Regions from separate parts of the Homo sapiens genome. Here region 1 is linked to region 2. The links are chromatin loops, found by intact Hi-C in ENCODE. Cell type or tissue: heart left ventricle. All regions are shown on one strand. Each heading gives the region's core, and the rest is flanking DNA. Links, peaks and the distances in the headings are about the cores only. Region 1 has its middle 68 kb from the start of MPDZ. Region 2 overlaps NFIB-AS1 (NFIB antisense RNA 1).

The links. A loop is a pair of places that touch in the nucleus more often than their neighbours do. Peaks named below come from ENCODE experiments on the same cell type or tissue, not always from the same donor. Only the 100,000 strongest peaks of a DNase experiment are listed, where the experiment ranks them.
Region 1: a loop joins it to region 2, with 4 times the contacts of the local background. A loop is called at or near these places in 31 of 110 quality-filtered maps.

Annotation. Positions count from the first base shown.
Region 1 is chr9:13,346,228-13,349,056 of GRCh38, forward strand. No RefSeq gene overlaps it. Among named protein-coding and RNA genes, the nearest start is that of MPDZ, 68 kb to the left of the region's middle. In heart left ventricle, for the core only: no CTCF peak of the experiment used is centred there; no DNase peak of the experiment used is centred there.
Region 2 is chr9:14,355,802-14,358,630 of GRCh38, forward strand. NFIB-AS1 (NFIB antisense RNA 1) reads left to right here. Exons shown (of 2, transcript NR_186536.1): 2 at 1,351-2,763. It also overlaps a transcript of NFIB not described here. Among named protein-coding and RNA genes, the nearest start is that of NFIB-AS1, 40 kb to the left of the region's middle. RefSeq lists an enhancer at 1-480. In heart left ventricle, for the core only: no CTCF peak of the experiment used is centred there; no DNase peak of the experiment used is centred there; H3K27ac peaks cover 387 bases.

The DNA of each region.
Region 1 (2,829 bases), core at 78-2,577, 1.0 Mb before region 2:
CTGTTGCCATTTTTTAACTGTTGTGATGTTAGACAAGTCATTTTAACCTCTAAGATTTTCAGATTTACCTCCTATGATACAGGCATCATAATAATACTTAACTATTAGAATACTGCCAATTAAATGAAATCATGGATGTAAAGAATGTATACATCTAAATCATTGTATTGTCTTGAATATAATAAGCACTCAATATGTATATTATTATTATCTTATTGTGGTAGTAATTAATGATACAATTTTAAAATTGTATTTCTTTGGGAGGGCCAGTAATTTTTTCAGTTTAGACTGGAAAGATAGATTGGCTGTAGACAAGACATTTTAAAAATTGACAGGAATGTGACTCTCCTAGCCTTAGGCCGTAGGAATATTTATATTCAATTAGTTTCTTGGGTGTTATTACACTTTAAAAATGCAAAATATATTTGTGTCCATTTTACAGAAAAAGAAAATAGAGCTGCCTAAATATTAGATGGTCAATCTATGGATTCCTAGGGGACCTCAGAGATCAAGGGAATCACAGCCATGTTACTACATACTGCCTTATTTAACTTTCTATTTCTCCTCATCACCAGCTCCAGGCAAGACCACAGATTTAAGTTAAGCATATAATGGATGGGAGAAGGCAGGAGTAGGTGGGGAAGACTGATCTGGGTAGGAGGTAGGCTGATTGCCAGATTCCCCAGGGTGATACGGAAAGTTTTTATTATAATTTAGTAGAAAGTCTTATGCCAAAAGTGTTTCCATAAATAAATACAAATGTTGGTTCTTGTTGAAAAATGCAAATCAGATGGTTTCAATGCTTTAAACCTTACTTGGAATACCTTAAATAACAAGCACAAACATTTACGTGTGTACATATATACATTTAAATGTATACCAAATTAGGCACGTAGAAAATGTATTAGAAAATCTATTATAACAGACCCCCACCAGCGTCCTGACATCAGGCTGAAATGCAAATCAAATAATGCAACCCTGGAAGCACTGCAGGAACTTTCATCACCACAGTAAGTATTCATTAGACCTTTCTTTAGGTTGTATTTAAACAATCGCAGCCAAAGGCAGACAGAAATAAACATCTGGTCTGTCTGGCTGTATCATTCCTATTCCAAAATATTAATCTTCTACTTAGAGGACATCAAAACAAACTTGGGCAGATTAAATATGCCAGTATCTGATCCAAAGTCTGACTGTTCTATATGAAGTAGAACTGATCTGATGTTTTTTCTTGACAGCTGAAGCACATATTACAAGGCTTTCTTAGAACTAGGATGTTGGCGTAAACTATAGGGACCTGGTGGTTGAGTTGAACTAAGATTGTCCATTCCTCATAAAACATCTGTAGAATATTTGGGTATTACTTGAGTGGCATAGATGATGAACATATATAGTTTCCTTTATTAAAGCTTTCCTGACAAAATCAAAATATTTTCTAAGCTATGGTGGCCAATTTGCTTCTAGATAATGAATTCCTGGGAAAGAAAAACTGTATTCTAAGACTATTGGCTAGTCTATCAAATTGCAAACTTTTCCAAATATAAGGTAGATTGAGGACAGATTTCATATTTAAATTATAAATCATCATTGAACATTTTTATTGATAAGTAAAGAGAATGTCAATAGTAACAATAACTATAGTGATTATCATTATTATGTGCCCCATAATTCACACATCTTATTATAAAAAATACATATATATTGCAAAAATACATTATAAAATATAATACGCCCTTTAAGTAGTTTCGTCATTAAGTGACTTGGAGGTGGTTGGAGACTTAAGTAGTGGCTAAGATGGAACTTAAAAGCAGGTCCCATGTTCTGCCTTAAAAAAGTTCTGGGCATGGTGGCTCATACCTATAATCCCAGCATTGTGGGAGGCCAAGGCTGGAGGCTCATGTGAGGCCAGGAGTTTGAGAATATCCTGGGCAACATAGTGATACCCTGTCTCTACAAAAAATAAAAAACAATTATCTGGGTGTGGTGGTGCACATTTGTAGTCCCAGCTACTCAGGGGCTGAGGTGAGATGATTGCTTGAACTCAGGAATTTGAGGCTGCAGTGAGCTATGATTGGGCCACTGCACTCCAGCCAGAGAAAAACCCTTTCTGAAAAAGAAGATGAATAAATAAAAGAGAAGAACAAGGAGGAGGAGAAGGAGAAGGAGAAGAACAGGAGGAGGAGGAGGAAGAGGAAGAAGAAGTGGCGGTGGAGGAGGAGGAGGACCTCTTTTTCTGATTGGGAAATGATGACTTATATTTTAAAATTAAATGAAGGACTTAATAAAATGGCATATTATGACCCATAGACAACTTTTGAAAGCTGAGAATGAGGTAAATAATGACTTCAAATCTACTAGTTTATGTAACTCTTCCACAATTTGACTTTGGTTAAGAGTGTTCCAGTGAAGCACTTGAATAGGTTTGTAGAAACTCTCATTGCCACAAATGGAAAAAATAGTCCAAATGCATATTTTAATAACAGCAGTTATGTAAGTGAAAGATTACATGATTAATTTGTAAATAAACACTATTCATTTATGAGTAGATAAATTATGAATAGATAAACCACATTGTGCTAGGTGTAGGTGGTAGGGATGAATAAGGTATTTTGTCTGCCCTCAAAGACTGCATTCTAGTAAAATGAAGTGGGACTGAATATGCTCACCTTATGCCCAGGAGCCAGGTATATATGAATGGCAATGCACTTAGAGATCGTATGATGCCTTTGGTACTGGAATCTGTAAAAGTTTTCGTGAATGGTAAAGCTGGATTTAACATTTACTAGGTTAACAGTAGAAGCAGCAGCATGCCAGGGCTGCCACTGGGCA
Region 2 (2,829 bases), core at 279-2,778:
AAGAAATTAGCCAGTCGTGGTGGCGGGTGCCTGTAGTCCCAGCTACTCCGGAGGCTGAGGCAGGAGAATGGCATGAACCCGGGAGGCGGAGCTTGCAGTGAGCTGAGATCACGCCACTGCACTGCAGCCTGGGTGACAGAGCGAGACTCCGCCTCAAACAAACAAACAAATAAAAAAAAAAAAAAAAGGCCAATTTGCAATTCTTAAACTTTCAACAACGGGCTTGCATTTTTGCATTGCACTGGTCCCTCACAAACTGTGTGGCCAGTGCTAGCTGACAACTAGTACACGTTTTAAATAATGTGCATATTAAGATTATGGGGTCCCAAACAAAATATGCCTGAGGCTGGGGCAGCGTGAGACACTAGTACGCACTTTTTGTCACTAACTGGATTAAAACTTCCCATTCTCTGGTAGTCACTAGGAGGGAACTTATGGATCCCAGAGGTTTTCTTGAAGTGGGAAAAAGAAAGGCACAGATACTCCCCAGGATGTTATTTCCCAAGATTCCACATGAGCTAGTGTGGCTCGGACCAAGATTTTCTTTTCCCAGGGATGGATACTGAGGATTTCACAATAAGAATATCTTGAGAAAAGGCCCCACACGAGGAACTAGTGTTTGGGGTTGAGGGCTAAGTTTAGCCCTGCATGTGGCTGATGCTGGTGGGCTTTGGGAAGCTGGAGCTGAATATGCTACCCAGAATGGTCAGCAAGGCCCTGAGGGGCAGTGCAGCCCCGTGTAAAAACAGCACCGAGACAGAGCAAGAAACAACAGTGAGAGCAGGACTGATTTCGTCTCCTGTTTTTTGCCTGGGGTTTACGAGCAGGACTCCTCTCTTGCACTCCACCAGTTTCAGGATTATTAAGGGGTCCTCAGCTGGGGTGAGTTAGGAGGGCTGAGCTGGAGAGTAAAACTGGATGGTCTGAGGGTCTGGGTGATCCTGAGCACTTAATTATGAATAATGATACACTTCAGTTTTATAGTGCATGCCATACCAGTGGATTCTAATTTGGAAGGGAAACTTTTGCTCTTGCTGAAAGGAATGTCAGTCACCGGTGAGTGGTCATGGGGCTGTTATGGGGAGATCCTGTTTTTAAGGATATACACTGATTTATAGAAGCTCACTGAAAATATTATAGCGGAATGTTTGGTCAGGAGGTCTGCTTTTCTAGTTCTATTTCTGCTCAGTACTGGCTAACTGAAGAGTGTAAATTTTAAAAGAAGTAATTTCTTATGCACACTGTGCAAAATCCCTCAGGGGAATGAGTGAAAGACTGTTTGAAATGCTCTGAATTTCTTGGAAAAGAGTTGCTGTATAAATTAATATAGGGCCTTCTTTTTCATTGCAGGTCTGCAGGACACACCAAAGAACTCCTCCAAGTCACACAAGGGAGAAAATTAACTTCATTGGCTTCTATCAGGAAAGCTATTTTTTTTTTCCTCTTCTTTCCTGCAAGTTTCCCAAACCCCATGACTCTGATTTCCAGGTCAGAGACTAAGGTTTTATTTTTCTTACTCTGTATACTTTATATGTGGAGAGTCCCTGAAGGAACACTGTGATGGGCTGATTACTGTGAGCCAGTTGTGGGCCAGACCTGGCCTCAGGTGCTGCAAAGGGAATTCAGTCACCCCTGTGCAGTGATCTGTGAGCCCCAAGTCAGATCCAACTTTTTCCTGATAGACAGCACCCTCCTCCTCCCTACCAAGAAATAGCAGGGTTGGAGGTAGTGACCCAATATTCAAGAGGTTTGAAATTCTACATGAGATATTTCTGAGTTAACTCCTAAATAGCAGTTTCCTTAATCATGTGGAAAATAAGAACACTTACTAAAGAGACCATTGGTTTAAGAGAAATGGAAACTTATGTCCACGTAAAAACCTGTAAATGAATGTTCACAGCAGCCTTTTCATAATAGCCAAAAAGGGAAAGCAATCCACACGTCCATCAACCAATGAATGGATAAACTTAACGTGGGATATACGTGTAATGGAATGCTATTTGGTGAAGAAAGAAATGAAATATTAATACATGCGTTAACAAGGATGGACCTTAAAATATCATGCTAAGTAAGAGAAGCCTGTCACAAAAGAATATGTATTGTACCATTCTACTTATATGAAATTCCTAGAATAGGCAATTCTATAGGGACAGAAACTAGACTAGTGATTGGCTAGAGCTTGGGGAGAGTTTGGGGAGCCTGGAGGATGACAGCAAAGTGGTGCAGAGTTTCTTTTTAGGTTGATTAAATGTTGTAAAATTAATTGTAGTGATGGTTGTGCAACTTTGTGATTTTGTTAAAAACCATTGCATTTTGCCCTTTAAATGGATGAATTGCACAATGTGTGAATTAGACATAAGTTTATTTACATAATTAATATCTATTTATTGATATATAACTCATATATCAATAAATATATACTATATAAAATAATTTTATATTTATATAAAATGTGAATTATATATAAATACATAAATAAAACTGCTAAAAACTAAAAAATATATACTTTAAAAAAAGGCTGTTCGTTTCTTTCACATTTTCTGAGCACAATCACTTTGGGATAAATGTGTCCAGGCTTAAAAAGCCAGATTTTATGGGCTAACTAAAATGGAAATGTGAAAAACTGTGTTTTTTTCCATAGGAGGAGAGAGTCTGATTTGCAGGTACGTGCATACCCACAGCAGTCATACTTGTAATTCTTGGAAACTTTGCTGAAAGTTTTTTCCTAGCCTGAAATCATTAAAATATGTTGAAACAATGACACTGAGGACTGAGGTGGATTCGTTGTTTTTGTCTTCCCAATGTTACTTTCTCCTTCTTTAGGTAGTA